2 separate regions of the Mus musculus genome follow, and region 2 is linked to region 1. Evidence: chromatin loops called from intact Hi-C (ENCODE). Cell type or tissue: gastrocnemius. All regions are shown on one strand. Links, peaks and the distances in the headings refer to the core of each region. The heading gives the core; the rest is flanking DNA. Region 1 has its middle 16 kb from the start of 1700113B09Rik. Region 2 holds the start of Bicc1 (BicC family RNA binding protein 1).

Region 1 (8,331 bases), core at 198-8,197:
TGAGCTGCCCGACATAGGTGCTAGGATCCAGACTCGGGTTCTCTGGTAGAGCAACAAGAGCCCCTAACTACTGAGCCGCCTCTCAGCCCTAATAATCTTATGTTCCTCAGAGCTTCTGGGGAGTCCTGAGCTTACAGTGGTTGCATCTTTGACCCTGTCCTTACTTTGTCTTCCATCTGCGCTGTATCCCAAGTTCTCTCTCCTATTCTTTAACATGGATGGTTTCTTCTTGTCATCCAGGATTCTCCTATGGGATATAAGGATATACCCACAGGCTCCAGGGTTTGTGTTTGAGCACTTCTGGCTAGTGGATGCCATTTAGACTGTTATTCAAAGCAACGGGGACGCTCCTTTTCTATAGGTTATTTTATCAGGTCACATGGCTAATGAATGTGGGATTTGGTGTTGAGTTCTGTGATAGCTGTGGTGTTAACTATTACCATGACTGGATTTAGAATGCTCTGTGGGTATGTTTATCTGAGAAAGCTTTTCCAGAGAGCAAAGACTCTGGCTGCCCTTCAACAGATGTAGGCAGCACATTTGGAATATACAGAGACATCCCTAGCTCTCACCAATGAAAGGGCTAGGAATGCTGACAGATAACACCCTGGGCCTGTAGCAGAGATTGTTCCACTTTGCCTTAGCTGGCCACCCAGTGTTCCAACCAACGTATCTGCGAACGTCTTGATGTATAACTTTGTTTTCTTATAAAGCACCTACTTGCCACATTGGGACATACAATTTGGGGTAATGACATAGCTGGCATGACATCATGGAGTGATAACTTTTTAAAGAGTTTTGTTAGCCTCCTTCTCTCTCCCAAGCGGGAATATTTAAATTTAGATTAAATAGCTATGAAACAGCCTGTTAGCAAACACAATTCTAGACCCGAGGAGGCCAGGCTTACCACAGTCTCTAAAGGTGCCTCTCGTTATAACCTGGGGTGTTACACTCCCTCTTCTACCTTGTTTGAGACAAGCCCCTCTTAGTTTTGCCTCTGAGCCTGACAGGGTAGCTGACCTGCCTGAGCTCTCTGGAGATTCTCCTGTTACAAAACTCTCTTCCTGTATGTCTATGTTCCACATGGGATTCTAGGATGTGAACTCCGGTCCTTATATCCGTGTCACAAGTGTTTTAGCCACTGAGCCATCCCTCAATCCCTGCCTAAGTCTTATGTTCATTAACATGCAAATTGTGATACACAGGAAAAAGAAAGGTTGTGTGTGTGTGTGTGTGTGTGTGTGTGTATGTATGTATGTATGTATGTATGTATGTATGTATTTTTCTCTACCCAGCCTACCCTGTGAAGGGACCTCTGGAAATGTAGCTGACGGTGGGGGGGTGGGAGAGGGAAGGCTGCTTATCAGAAGAACTTGGTCCCTCTTTATCCCCTGACTCACTCTGCTTGGTTAGCCTTGAGTGATAGCATAATATACAGTCTGATCTGAAACTTCATCTTTTTGTCTGTTTATTTGTTAGGTTGGTTTTTCGAGGCAGGGTTTCTCTGCATAGTCCTGACTGTCCTGGAACTCACTCTATACTAGGCTGGTCTCAATCTCAGAGATCCTTCTGTCTCTGCTTCCTGAGTGCTGGGATTAAAGGCTCGTGCCACCACTGACTGGCTCTGTCATCTTTTAGACTGCATCCTGTTCCACTGTGGCTATACCATAAGTAGGTCATTGAAGGGTGGTTTCTAAAGTTTGGCATTACAGAACCCACTTCAATGAATAGACTCACACATCTCATTTTCTGCTCCTAAGTGATCCAGATGGATTTGTTAAAGCAGAGTATTAGCATTCGCATCTGTGACTTGTGATCTGTGGCGCTGTAGTCGCAGGCACAGGTGGTTCCATCTACACACCAGCTAGCAATGTGGGTCCAAATAATCTTTAACTGAATGCATGTTGTGGTATTGTAGCAGCTACCTTGATTTGTTTCCAGGAAATTCTCTCTGCAAATGATATGATTGTTTATGCCACCCTGACTTGTCCCTCAGAGGCACACTCCTGTCCTCTGTCCCGCTCATCACAGGGGTCTGGCAGTTGTTCTCATCATAACAACAGCGTGAGACTGCCTCTTTTTCTAAGTGTTTGTCCCTCTATGGTCTCACTTCTGTGGCTAGGCCACCACCTCAAGCCCTTGAGAATTTCCCCTGAGAACCCAGCGGGACGACATCCCGGGATTCCGATTCCAAAGCCTTGAAGTAGATCAGCAGATCAACCTCCAAGAGACCTGAGTACACAGGCCCTGACCCCACATGCAGCTTCAAGCTTGCTGTCACCCTGTCCCGTCCCCCCATGCCTTCACCCCTACCCCCCTGCAGCCTTTCATCATCTCTGCCTCAAGGGGAGCCCATCTCTTCCCCAGGAGGAAAGCAAACAGCAGATGTGTGTGATGACAGTGTGGTGTGTGTCCCCAAGCCATGCAGGGGACCTCTGATCTCTGTCTGGCCTTGTTTGCAAATAAATGCCTTTCTCCTAACAGCCTGGTGCTTCGGAGAGGCAGGAAGGGGACAGCCCAGGCACCTGGAAGCTAAAAGGCTTTGCTGGCTAAGCAGAATATTTAAGAAGTGGTTTCTGTTGACATCTCCAGCTTGCGGTGGTTTGAAACTGTGTCAAAGTGTTTGCAAATATTTAGAGGTTCTCAGAGAGCGTGGTGTTGGGGTAGAGACAGTTCTCACAAAAGGCACTGAAGCCACACTCAGGGCAGTTTTGAAGACCCATTTGGAAGCCGACTGGGTAGAGACTTAAAGAGAATTGTGTGCTGAAGGGGCCGTAGGCAAAGGGAGAGTTGATAAATGTGCTGCTGACCTCTGCCCTACTGTGGACAGAACCAAATTGTCCAAAGAGACCTGCTCTCGGCCGTCTTCCTTATAGGAAGATCTAAAAGCAGGCTCTAGTTTAACACAAATGATGATGAGGGAAAGAGAGAGACGGTGATGGAAGGCTAATCCAGGAGTAGCAGCTCCCAGTCTTACCCACTGGGCCAGACAGACAGACCCTCCATCCTGTGGAATCCCAGATGCAACACTGGGGACCTAACCAGGGAGGCAGGCAGGATACTTCAGCAGATCAGACTCCACAATTCTGATTGGTACATCGAGTCTCTAGATTGAAAACTGTCAACACAATGACTTCAGTTTGTTGGTTGGTAACAAGTCTGTCATTTCAAGACTCTGCTTGTTGACGGCCACTTGTTTCTTACTGGCTGAGTCCTGAAAAAAAACACAGATCTTACCCTCCAATCTCCAACCGTGGAGATGACGGGTGGGGTGGGGGCAGGGCTCAGGGCTTTGTCAAGACAAGCAAATGTGCAACAAATCAGATGCTTTCTAGTACGGCTTCCTGGGAAGCCATAGCCCACCAGAACCATGACATCATGAACCCCTCTAATTACAGAGGATAAATATCTTACAGCAGGAGAGCTAAGACAGTAACATTTGGGGCAAGTGTGACCCGAATGTCAACTGATCAGATGAGTTGTAATTTTGTCGACTAGTCTGGGAGGCTTTTCCTGGCATCGGGGGAGTTCTTAGTATCAGGTGGAGAAGCAGTTTGTTCCGCAAACACTAGAGGGCAGCAGAAGGCAGCATTTGACAAATCCAAGGGCTCAGGCTGATGACCAGCTCAAGTCCCTGGGGCTATACACATCTCTCTTCTTGCTCAGTTGCCTCTGTTTTTAAGCCAGGAGATACCTTTTCCTGTTCAGGTAATAGCCTACTCCCCACCCCCACCCCCAATTCCTCCAAAGATACAGGGAGCTGGCTGAGGTTCCTGGTGCCTTAGCTCTTCCTGCGCCTCCTGACATGTCTCCAGTACTTACAAGGGTCGGGAAACAGAGGTCCCAGATGTGATTGCAGTGTGGCTCCTCAGACAGGCCACGGAACATTTGGAAGGCACAGCGGTCTACGTGTGGAGGAAGTATGCTTTCCCTAGCTACTTAGTTGCTGGCTTCAAGGGTGACGAGGCACCGCGTGTGGGCAGGCAAGGGTTTTTCGTAGCAGCAGTGTGGCTTCGAAGGAGACAGCTTTGAAGGCAGCCTCGCTCCCTGACCGCTGTCAGTCCCAGGAACAGTTTTCTGACTCCACCATCTTGGTTATAGCAGGGCTGGCTGTCTGCACCGCAGAGGCCAGTTCCTAGCGCTTCTCTCTGCTTCCTGAGCGCGCGCATGCACACGCACACACACACACTCTCTCTCTCACACACACTCACACACACACACACACACACACACACACACACACACACACGAGCATGTGCGCTTTTCTGGCCTTCCTATTTTGTCTGGAGCCAGTCTCCTGCATTCCTTCAGTCTCTTCCTATTTAATTAAAGTGGGTTTTATCTCTGACACTGACCCCGAGTGATACAGCGGCTGAAGGTGAGCAACAGCTATAACCTGAATCCAGCACTGTCATCTGGGTCTCTGACTGAGTCCCATTAGGTGACTCAGAGGGCGTCCCACCGTGAAGCCACACTTCCTTCATGACCACTGTGACTTGTCCCTGCTTCCACAGGGAGTGACTGCCTCCCTCCCCCTCCCGCTAATGGCACAGGGATATGGTGGGTGACAGGGCCAACGCTGAAGGTCAAGCTTATAGCCCCAGCTCTTCTAACAAGCACCGACTTAGACATGGAGACAGCCTAGAGTGGGTTATCAGGAGCTGAGCCTGCTCACAGTCTAGCATGGCTTGCCTGGGGTCCACAGCGAGCCAGACAGGTTTGAGGGGAGCTGCTGATATCCTCATCTACCTCCCAGGGCTTCCTGTGTGTGAAGCCCAGCTGGCCTGGGTTCCCTGCTGTGGTTCTCAGACCAGCATTAGAAATATAGAACCTGGAGCTGCATAGATAGCTCAGTGGGTAAGAGAATTTACGCTTGCAGAAGGACTCAGCACACACATGAAGCGACTGAGAATAGCTGTGTGTGCTTATAAGCCCAGCACTGGGGGACAGAGATAGGAGGAAAGCTGGGGGCTTGCTGGATGCCAGAATAGTGGGAAAAACAAAGAGGTACGGGCTGTGTGTGTGTGTGTGTGTGTGTGTGTAGGTCATAGGACAACTTGTAACAACTTGCAGCATTCTCTCTCTGTATAGCATGTGGGGATCCAGGCTCAAACTCAGGTTAGACGCTTGGCACTAGTTGCCCTTATAGCTGGCCCATCTCACTGGCCCCCAAACTGGGGCTTAGATCTGAGACCTTTTGTGTCAGTTGAACCGTGGTGGAAGCAGATACATCTAAGTAGGAAATCGTGGGTGTTCCTAAAGAGCATGTGTTGGAAGACGAAGGAAAAAGAAAGGATGGTTGATCTTGTTACCTTGATGGCGATTAGAATCTCCATGGTAACAAACCTCTGGGCATGTCTGTGAGGGAGTTTCTAGATCGAGGTTAATCACACCTGTCAAGGCAGTAACTCCTGCTTTTGCCTGCTGGTCCTGGGTGAACCCTAGTTGATCCACAAGCCCCAGGGGTGATCCCATCTCTGCCTCCACAGTTTTGGGGTTATAGATGTGGGCTACAGTGCCCAGCATTTTTATCCATACTCACTTCTGTCTTCATACCGGTTGAACAAACCAAGTGATTTGAGATGCCGCCTTTAAGACCTGCAGTGATAGTCTGCTCCCGCAGACTGTCAGCCAGAATAAACCCTTCCTCCCTTGAGGGAGGTTTTGTCAGGTGACTGGAAAGTAACTGGAACTCACTCTGTAGACCAGGCTGGCCTCGAATTCAGAATTCCGCCTGCCTCTGCCTCCCAAGCTCTGGGGTTAAAGGCCGGCGCCACTGCACACTCATGCATGCTATTTCACCTGGGGCCAAAGGGGCGTGGCTTAAGGAGCCGAGTGGAATCCAGGGAAATGCCCGGTCACTCTCATTTGTGCGATGTAGTGCTCATCACTCACTGGGGTTTCTTTAGAAAGACGTGGCTTCAGTTTGAAAGCCATGATGGATCTGAAAGCCACCCCCCATCAGTCTCTGCTCAGCCTAAACTCCCTGCTCCCTCAAGAGCACCTATTGAGGAGTCAAAACCTCTGGAATCAGAATGCTGCAGTGGTCACAGAGGGCAAGGACAGAGAGGAAGACCCCTTGGTGGTCTCTCCTGATTCAGTCTCTGCCCCTCCTCCTCCAAGCGGGTCAACCACACACTGAAGGCAGTGACTCCTGCTTCAGCCTGCTCGTCCTGGGTGAACCCTGGCTGAGAGGCAAGCCCCAGGCATCCTCCTGACTTAACTTTGAGGGTTACAGGTGTGGGCTGCTGTGCCCAGCATCTTTATACACACTTTTGTCTTCATACCCAACAGAACTTAATGATTTAGGGTGCCATATTGAATGCATTTAACTTGTGATGCACGTGGACTTATTTTTGGATCTTTAAATTCTGTTTAAAGCCTGGTGGTTGGTCTCATCTTGTCTTCCACAAATGCTATGCTAACCCACTGTACAAGACTTGCAATTTTATTTTTTTTAATCTGATGGGGGGCATGTTTCCTCCCCAGTAGCACCAAGTCTTACTTGGCTCCTGGCTCTTTTGTCTTTCTTTTTCTGTGACTTTGAATAACTTTTCTTCCTTATGGGAAATCTTGGTGCCTTTGCTGAAATCACAAGAGATGGATAGACCAACTGGGGAGAAACTTGTGTTCTCATGACGTGAGCTTTCCATAGCTCAGGTTTAATAGTGGGCCTTTCACCTGTACTTTACAGCTCTCTTCATGGGACTTTCTATATTCCTTCCCCTTCCCCTTCCCCTTCTATTCAAGACGGGTTCCCACTATGTAGCTCTGGCTGTCCTAGAATTCACTATGTAGACAAGGCTATCCTACATTAATTCACCTGCCTCTGCCTCCAGAGTTTTCCATTTCTTGTTAAATGTTTGTCTTGAGGTATTTTTTTAAATTTATTTGATATGTAAGTATGCTGTAGCTGTCTTCAGACACCCCAGAAGAAGGCATCAGATTGCATTAGGGATGGTTGTGGGCCACCATGTGGTTTCTGGGATTTGAACTCAGGATCCATCATCTCTCCAGCACCTAACAATTCCTTAATTAGCAACTAAGAGGCCTACAGACTACAGCAGTGGCTCAGGACCAGTCTCAGCACTTTGGAAGGTGACTCAGCAGGATTGCCTAGTTCCAGACCAGCCTGCACTACACAGTGAATTCCAGAGTAGCCAGAGTAAGACTAAAATATCTCCATATGACATAATTCATGCTATATGTATAGAAAGGAACAGAAAGTGTTCTAGATAGAGGGAAGCCTTGTTTCCTCTGCCCACCCCCATTTTTCTTAAGAAAGCCAGGTGTGATCGGCGTACATCTTTGATCACAGCAAGCAGATCTGAGATTTTCTGTAGTTTTGAAGGACTGTAGCAAGGGCCAAGGAAGATAAAGAAATTCATCACTTCATGGTGTTCTTGCTTGCTTTGCTCAAGGTTAGGATTGAGGCCCAAACACAAATGCTCCCAAGGCCTGACTGAATGAGGTAGGCATCTCAGAAGACAGTGACTTAGTGTCAGCCAGCTGCTGTGAATCAGCAGGTACCTACATCCTGGGCACTGCCTTCATAACAGGATCCCACCGGACTGGGGACAGCAAGAGCCTCAAGATTTGTATTGTCCATTTTGTATAAAGACCATCCCAGCAACCAAGAAATGGACCTCCAAGAACACGGTTCCTGTCCTTGTCCCTGCCTAAGCACTCCAGCCTGCAAGTCTCTGCTGGGCCAGATTCCTACTGGAGCGTGGTTCCTACCAGAGAAGGCTGCCTAGCCAGAAATCATTAGGGGTTCACACAACTGCTGCTTGCAAAGCTGTCTGTCTGTAAGATGAAATTGAACGCAGCAGCTGCCACCTTGTCACAACCAGACTCTCAGCCTGTCTTGAGGTATTTTATGCTGGGTTTTTGGTTATTAATCAATTGGGTCTTCTCTTTCATGACACATTTTAACTGGCTCACATCTGTGAATGAGAAAACCATTTGTTATTTGGTTTTGTATTAAATTTACATTTTGTTGATTTATATATCTATTTATTTATTCATTTATTTTATTTTTTTGTTGACAATATGTGTAGGGCATGGGGAACCTTGTTACCAGACAGGCATAAGAACTTGTAAGGTTGAGTGAGCTTAGACCCTGCAATCTCAGAGCCTTGACATCCGCAGGAGTTCCCGCTGGGCCACTCCATAAGTACCTGCTCTGGACCGTGTAACCAGGACTCCCTACTATGGCACCCCATTGAGAGGACCACAGCAATCAGTCATGGAGACAAAACACCTGGAGTCATTCTCCATGCAAATAGAGCATCACTGACATCTCAAACTGAGCCAATAGGAAACACCTAT
Region 2 (8,331 bases), core at 291-8,290, 58 kb after region 1:
AGGAAACCATGAACTCACTGCATCTAATTCTTAGTTAGTTCAAGAGAAGCTGGAGTAGGAGGGAGCAGAAGGGGGCAAGTGAACAGAGGCATGGGGGAGAATGTGCACAAACATGGCTAACCAAGCTGTTCTCACAGTGTCTAGGAGGATGCATGACCTTAACGGGTAAAGCAAAGTCAAGATAAACGGAAGTCACGAACAGGTACCGCTTGGGCTCCTGCCTCACTGCTGTGAGGCTCTCAGGGAACGGACGCTCAGGCATCCCGATTCTTGGAGCACTGGGGCTGGTGCAAAGGGCCCGTTGATTACAGACACCGCAAATCTCTTTGCTCAGGCAGTGAACATGTCTCTGAGGGACTCCAGACCACATTCCCTCTGGGTTCAGGTCCTGTTTCGACCTCTGCTTCTTTCAGCTCCAACAGCAGTGGGTGTGTTAAATGTCTTGATAGAGGAGGTCATATTTGGGCACATTCTTGGGATCAACAGGACTCTGGACAATAAGTTTCCCCCTCATCGCTCCCTGGTAGATGACTTCAATCAAATCTATGAAGTCTTGTTTGGTTTTGAAGCTTCCTACGAATTTAGTGTGATCCGGAGACCCATAATCCACCTTCATGTGCTGCCCATTGAAGAAAAATACGGTAGAGGGAATGTAACTGATGTCAAAATACTGTGTGTAAACCGGCATGTGGTCCACATCCACCAGCTAAATAGCAGCCATTTTACTCAGGTCGGCTGAAGTCTTTGAGAGAATATCATCCAGCTGCAGACAGATGGGGTCCTCACCCCTCCCAAACCTGAGAGCCAACACCTTCTCCACAGTGCTTTCGATCGCCTGCTCTACTTCTTTCTTGCTGGTCAGTTTGGGCAAGAGGAAGCTCATCTTGAAAAAGTCCAATGCTAGTCCACACTATCAATTCTACAGTGTCTAAAGGCTGCTGAGATGAAGTGGGCGGGTCCTGGGGTGTTCCTTAGAAATGCTCCCTCCGACCTGAAATCCGCACAAGCAGAAGTCTCTTCTTCTTTTTCTTCTTTTCTTCTTTTCTTCTTCTTCCTTCTTCTTCTTCTCCTCCTCCTCCTCCTCCTCCTCCTCCTTTTTTTAAAAATGTGAACCATCATGTGGTTGCTGGGAATTTGAATTCTGGACCTCTACTCATTCCGGTCAGCTCCGTTTGCTCCGGCCTAAAGATTTATTTATTATTATATCTAAGGTGACCAGACACACCAGAAGAGGACATTGGATCTCATTATGGATCGCTGTGAGCCACCATGTGGTTGCTGGGATTTGAACTCAGGACCTTAGAAAGAACAGACAGTGCTCTTAACTGCTGAGCCATCTCTCCAGCCCTCCAGGCTGCTTCTAAAGTCTCAGTGATTTCTAGTAAAGAGCATATCAACCTCCCCACAGTGCACAGGCATGGCTGTGTTCTCATTTGAGAAACCATCTTTCTCCTGGGCCGACATCACAAAACCCACGCTAGCCTTTTCTCCTTTCTCTTACTGCCGATTCTATCTTGCCCCGTGTCCTGTGTCTGATATGTGAGCAGCCCACAAAAGAATGCTTACTTAACTCTCTCCTAAGCTTTATTTATTTTTCTTCTCTTTAACCAGCCACGCCCGATGCCTGCATCTCACTAGAATGATTGCATACAGGCAAAAATCATAGTCTTTCCCCCATCTGTATAGCCCAGACCATCATATCCGATTGTCTATCTGACATATTTTCGGAGTTCTCAATGATGCCCTATCCTCACTAGGTTGAGGAGGACATTGTAGTCATTCCTCTGGTACAACAATCTCCCAGTAATCTCTAATTCAGCTCACAGCACCAAGCTCTGTGTCAGCTGTAATCCTGTAGACATACCTTTCCCATCATCCCATGTCTCATCCAATGCCAGTGTAACTGATGACACACAGGAAGGCTTCCCACAATCCTCTCATGCCTCTCTACACTGTCCCTGCCTCAGATACCATTGGCATTGTTACGGTCTAAGATTCCCATGTATCGTCTACATTGTTCCAACTCTTCTCTCCTTGCCTTGCAATGTCCTCTGAAATACACTGGCGCCTCTTTAATGATCGTATTTAACCACACCACCTTTAACCTAAAATGTTTGTGTACTTTCCCTTTGTTGTGAGAATGAAGATAGAACCCCTGACTGGACTGATTGGGGCGTCTCGAGCTTGAACTCTCTTCTTTTAACTCACCTCGTACTTGAAACTCTCATCATCCAGTCCCCCACTTCCATGTCCTGGCTCTGCTGGTTTTCTCATTGTAGCAGGAACCAAGGGAAAGATGCATCCCATTCCTCCTCTACCCACCCACCCACCCACCCACCCACCCACCCACCCATCCATCCATCCATCCATCCATCCATCCATCCATCCATCCATCCATCCATCCATCCATCTATCTATCTATCTATCTATCTATCTATCTATCTATCTATCTATCTATCTATCTATGGTGTGTGTGTGTGTGTGTGTGTACATGTCCTCAAGTGCAGGTGCCAGAAGAAGTCAGAAGAGGGCACCAAACACAGCTGAGCTGGAGTTACAGGCAGTTGTGAGCCCTGCAAGGTGGGCTCTGGGAATGGAACTCTGGTCCCCAGGAAAAGCACCAAGAACTCTATAACGGCTGAACCATCTCTCCAGCTGGAGATATGTTAAAGTTCCGTTTTATTATCTATTTGTGTATGCGTGTGAGAGTGTTATTCCAAAGTGCTCTTGGTATGGCCAAAAAGGACAACTTGCCTGCATTGGGCCTCTCTTTCCACCATGTGAGGCCTGAGGGTCTAACTCAGGTTGTCTGGCTTGACAGCCAGTGTACTTATGTTCTGAGTCACGTCTCCAGCCCCCTGTAAGAGTTTTGATTCAAACACACACTGTATGATTATCTATGGGCCCCAGGTGAACCCTATGGCTCACCCCACTTGTAAACCTACTTCTTCCCTCGGTAGCACAGTGCTTTTCTACCATATTTAACACCATCATCCTCCTACGTAGAACAGATACTCTTGTGCGTTTGGTCATTTAATAAAAGGCAGTACGATTCTGTGTGGCGTGGGGGCGAGTGTTCCAAGCTCACAGCAGGACTTCATCCTCTGAGCTCTATGCTCCGCTTTGAGAGTGATGGTGCGTGGGCTGGCGGGCAGTCAGCATCAGAAGTTGCGAGGCTTTCATCTGTGGGCCGCCTAGAACAGAGAGGAGCTCCCAGCCTGTCTAGAGAATGAGCCAGCCATTTCTGTGATCTCAGACAGAGATAGATGCTTAAGGTGGCGAAAGTAGTGTCTTGTTGAATCAAGGCCTGAAATTAAAGTCAGAGAAGGGCACATCTGGCGAAGGTATCTTTGGATTGGACCGATTAGGTGCACACAAGTCAAGTCTACTCTGACATCTGCAAAAGTTGGTCATCAATCCCTCTTGTCCCCAGATCTCCTTTTATTACTCTCTATTCTCATTCAGGCTTGTGGGACAGACTCAGGGTGTTCTGAGGGTCTGTAAATAGGACTGGACTTGGGAGCATACCCTTTGAGCACTTTGGGGTGAACTTGATCTAAGTTTGGAGTATTCTGAGTATGGAGAGGGATGGAATTCGGGTATAGGGATAGAAAAGTGACAGTAAGGGATTCGGGTGTGGATAAGCAAGCTTGTACGCCTGGCAGGAGTGAGTTTTTGATGGAGTCTCCATCAAAGTTTGTGAGTTTTGATGGAGTCTCCATCAAAGTACAAAAAAGTGGCAGTAAGTGACGAGGGCGTCTGGCGGGGCACCCCAGGAGCGCTAGGCTCGAACTGGGTGAGGGGGTCCGAGAGCCCGAGGGTCCACGCGATGGGTCAGGCATTCCGGGCGGCGCCGCGCGGCGTGTGGACGTGGTGCGTGTGAGAGGGCGCGGGCTGGCCGCTCCCGCCCGCTGCTCCCCGTGGGCCTGGCCGGCCAATGAGCGCGCGAGGCGGCGGCGGGGCTGGCGGCGGCCGGAGGCGCGGGCGGCTCTGTGCGCTCGGAGCGGGCGCTGCGGGCGGGCGGGGGCCGGGGCGCAGGCGATCGGCGCGGCGGGGCGGGGGGCGGCGCCCGAGGCGGGGATGCGCAGGGCTTCCCGCGGCCACGGCGGCGGCGGGGGCACGAGCTAGCGCTGCGGCGCGCCGAGCCACATCGGCCGGGGCCGGGGCGGCGGCAGCCCGAGCGCCGCTCGCACCATGGCCTCGCAGAGCGAGCCGGGCTACCTGGCGGCGGCGCAGTCGGACCCCGGCTCCAACAGCGAGCGCAGCACCGACTCGCCGGTGGCCGGCTCCGAGGACGATCTGGTGGCCGCGGCGCCCCTCTTGCACAGCCCGGAGTGGAGCGAGGAGCGCTTCCGCGTGGACAGGAAGAAACTCGAGGCCATGCTCCAAGGTAGGCATGCCCCTGCTCCTAATCCTCTCCCAAGTCCGCCACAGGATCGTCTCTCAGTCCGCTCACGGGACACCCTCCCTCCCCCCCAACTTTGTCAGCTTGCTCGGATCCGAGGAGCTGGAGGCCCGAGTTTGTGCTGCAGCTCCGAAGTTGCTGTTAGGACCGCGGCGGTGCCAGCTGCAGCTGGGACATCTGGGCCGTGGCATCCTTACACTACGGGACCGCCCAGTGTGCGGGACTTTGCCCGGCTTCCCGCAGCCTGGAATCTCTGCCACCCCTGCCGCGTCTTTTCCCTCCCCTCCTTAGTATCCGCTTCCTCCAGCTAGGGCCTGCTCTCGTCGCCTGGAAAAGCGCTGCAGATGTCAAGGCTTCAGCTGGGAGCCCCCGCCCCCACGCCGGAGTCTTGAGCTGGAGCAAGTCACCCAGGCGTGGGGATCTGTGCCCTGGCAGTGCGAGGGTAGCATGTGTCAGGGTAGCATGTGTCAGGGCAGTCCTAAAAGACATCTTGAGTTACATTCAGTCCATAAACTTCTCCCTTGCAGCTGTGGGAGTCTGACTTGACTTTCATATTTTGGGTTTTTAATTTAAAAAAAATTTTTTTCAAATTCTTTATAGAGTTTCTGGGATTTTCCCAGGAAGAGAAACTTTCTCCACACTGGATCGGAAGCAAATGCTGATTTATTGCTTTAGGATTAGAGTGAGCAGTAACAGATCCAAGGTCATTTTGACCTTTAAAAATGTCCATTCGCAGCCTACCTGTGTGGCTCACCTCCCACATCCAAAGGCAGAGATGAGGTAGCTGGAATGTGCATTATTTTTAAGACTTGAGGAGATCTGGCCCCTGCTCCCAGGAAGGGAGAGAGGTGAGGATTCGGTAGCTCTCATCCTTCATCCCGGGAAGCTTGGAGGTCCACAGACTCGCTTTTATTGCTGTCTGCGTGACTTATTTTGACTTTATCTGTCAATGTATCGCAGTATGGGAGCAAGTTATTCCTCTCTGGAAATGCAGTGGCTTCTCGGAACAATTAAGAGGGTTATTTTAAGAGAGAACAACATGTTTTCCTAAACAATAACTTGGTGGAAATAAGTATCAGGAGTGCTTGGCAGGCGGTTCTGGAAGGGCCGAGAACTCCTCTCCTTTGTTGCTTATTTGTATTGATAAACATTCCAAATGTCATGTCTTGTGTTTTTTTTTTTTTTTTTTTCCCCCTGAGATTATGTAACTTTGGAGGAAAGTAATAGATCTGAAAATTGAAGCCGGGTTACATTTCAGGAATTTTTCATTTGTGAAGCTTCCTTATTAGTTCCACGAGTCTGCCTAGTTTTGGGGGGTTACAAACAAAATGTTACAATTATGTTGCAGATGGATTGTAAGATCATTGCCTAGTTTTGGGGGGTTACAAACAAAATGTTACAATTATGTTGCAGATGGATTGTAAGATCGTAGTGAACCGGAAGATTCCCTGGCTGATCCAACTTTCTTGTGTTGGAAACAGAAAGGGTGATTCCTCAGAATATGGCGGTCTCATCCTTCAGGGATACCCTGCACAGATGCTGCGGTGGGTGCCAGTTTCTGGGCAGCTCACTTGTAAAATCTGAGTTCTCCTAGGGGATTTTTCTTTTCAGTGAATTTTCATTTTTGATTCAATGAAATATGGGTAGAATATTCAGAAAACATGAACTGTTGTTAACCCTGTTTTAGGCAGGCCATTTTAACATCTGAAGGCCTGAATCACTTTTCAGTGGTCAAATGTTTAGCAGTGAGCCTGTATTGACCTATACATAATGAGTTAAGCACTTAGTGCTTGGAAAGTTCTTTGAGTCTTTTTCCAGAGTTACTTAACAAATACATTACCTTGTTGGCAAAATAAGCCCTGAAGTCATAGAGGATAGGACCCATCGAGGGCACAGTGCACCGTGGAAGCTCATTACTCTTACCCATCCACATAAGATTCCACAGAATCACCACATTTGTGAACCAAGGGTGATCTTGTGTTTATTTTCTTTATGCTATAGCGGGAATGAGCCTCAGAGTTGCTCAGACTAGCATTCAAATCTCTGTGGGACCGTGGGCAAGCTCCCAAGCTTCTCTCTGCCCTCAGTTTCCCCTCTTGTAAAATAGAAATTGATTTTTTTTAAAGAACCTTTGTAGTTTTTTTGGAGGAAGTGAAACATTTGATGCCCAAGGAACAAGATCTGCTGAAGTGTTGGTAAATGCCAAGAACTTCACAAAGCAGCGTTACCTCCTGGGTCCAGCTCATTTCAAGTACATACCACAGTTTGTAACATGTGAGATATATTTGACAGATAGTTGGGGAGCACAGATCGTTTGCAGTTCAGAGTTGCAAAAGCAAAATAGATAAAAACTGATATCTGGCAAAAAAAAAAAAAGGTATTTTTAGGTGGAAACTCTTCCTGTGGAAAGGATCAAGGACGGAGAAGTTACATTTGTTTGTATTTCTGGTTATTGTGAATTTGTGATTTACATTTTTTTCTTTTTACAATAGCCTTTAAAAGTATATGGGATTTTCCATTTTAAAACTTCCAGGGTAAGTAAGGTTGTTGGCCTTCAAGTCTTCAGAGTGTAAATCGTCGATTATAATGCTTGGAATTTGTTTTTAGAGAGACTGTCCTGGGGGCAAGTTAATCTTTAATAGGTCGCATTTTTATTAGTAGAGAGAGTCTTCTATGTAATGGACCAAAAATTCACTGAGGTTAAAATGGGCAGTAGGGTCGTAGTCAAAGAAATAAAATACCATTCTTGTATGATCACGGAGTCTAATTGATATACATAAAAACCACTAGACCAAAATATAGGGAAAATTACTAGTTTTTTTTCCTTCCTTAAAAAACCAACTACTTTGAAATTGCCATAAAGAATGTCTGGCATTTTCGTTGGTATCTTGATGATAATTATTGATCTTGTTAGTCAGTGATTCTCTCTCTCTCTCTCTCTCTCTTTTTTTTTTTTTTTTTTTGCATGGGAATTTACTTTTGAGTTTAGATTTTTCATGGGCATGCTCACCTTGGGATGGATGCCATGTCCAGCATTTTTTGGTGGTAAGGGATCATCATGTTCTATTTCTTTCATAACTAGCCCTCAGCATTTTGATAGGAGAAGGAGTCGTGGTGTTGATTCACATCAATCAGTTAAATGAATTATATTCTGCTTAAAGGAGGGATTGCTTTGAAAGAGATGGGAAGTGGTCCAGTGTCTAGGATACAGTGGTGGTTCCTGCCAGGGAACAGCGTCAAAGATGGGATCCCTGCATGAGTACTTCATCTTTGTCATCACAAATCACGTGTCCAGTTGAGAACGAGAATTCCCCCCATAGAGAGTGTAGAAGCATAAACATTTTCAGGGTTGCATCCTAAGGTATTTCAGCAGAGTAGTAAAGGAGAGAGGGGGTGGAGGGAGGTAGAGGTTTGTAAAAGAGATTGATTCCAGCGAGCTTTACAAACCTCTAAGACAAGGAAGACTTCAGAAACCATGTAGGGTTTTCACAGCGCTGGGACAAATTGGGGACAAATTGGGACCCTGTTCTGCCTAAGCAGGAGGGCTGGTTACCAGTGCTGGCTAGCTCTGCAAGCCGCAAATGTGCCATGGACCTAAACTCAGCAAACATCACCATATAGCTTCCTGTGACTGGCCATCCTTCCTTAGATACTGTTGTGGAGGTGGAAGCAATACGAAGCAAAAACACGAGAAGATGCAGACGTTCCGGAAGTGAGGAAAGCTTAAGCGAGTAGAGTTTTCTAGCTGGTGCTTCATCAAGGCTAACAAATATTAAGAAACCAAATAGCGTTATGAAGGACGGTGGGTACATATACAGGGCTTTGGGCAGGATCAAGACTTGTATGTTGGGATTTTATTACCTGATGCTATCTTTTCTAAAAAGGAATGTTAGGAGCTGTTTTGGAACCTTGAAGTGGTTGTAACA

What was found. Peaks named below come from ENCODE experiments on the same cell type or tissue, not always from the same donor. Only the 100,000 strongest peaks of a DNase experiment are listed, where the experiment ranks them.
Region 2: it touches region 1 in a loop (2.3-fold over the local background); 4 of 42 quality-filtered maps call a loop at or near these places.

Annotation. Positions count from the first base shown.
Region 1 is chr10:71,213,684-71,222,014 of GRCm38, reverse strand. No RefSeq gene overlaps it. Among named protein-coding and RNA genes, the nearest start is that of 1700113B09Rik, 16 kb to the right of the region's middle. In gastrocnemius, for the core only: a CTCF peak has its summit at 3,556 (motif pointing right); DNase peaks (open chromatin) are centred at 3,291, 3,573 and 5,784.
Region 2 is chr10:71,155,480-71,163,810 of GRCm38, reverse strand. Bicc1 (BicC family RNA binding protein 1) reads left to right here and starts at 4,121. Exons shown (of 21, transcript NM_031397.3): 1 at 4,121-4,390. The coding sequence starts at 4,195. It also overlaps the pseudogene Gm6331. In gastrocnemius, for the core only: no CTCF peak of the experiment used is centred there; DNase peaks (open chromatin) are centred at 4,016, 4,236 and 4,770; H3K4me3 peaks cover 3,324 bases; H3K27ac peaks cover 3,294 bases.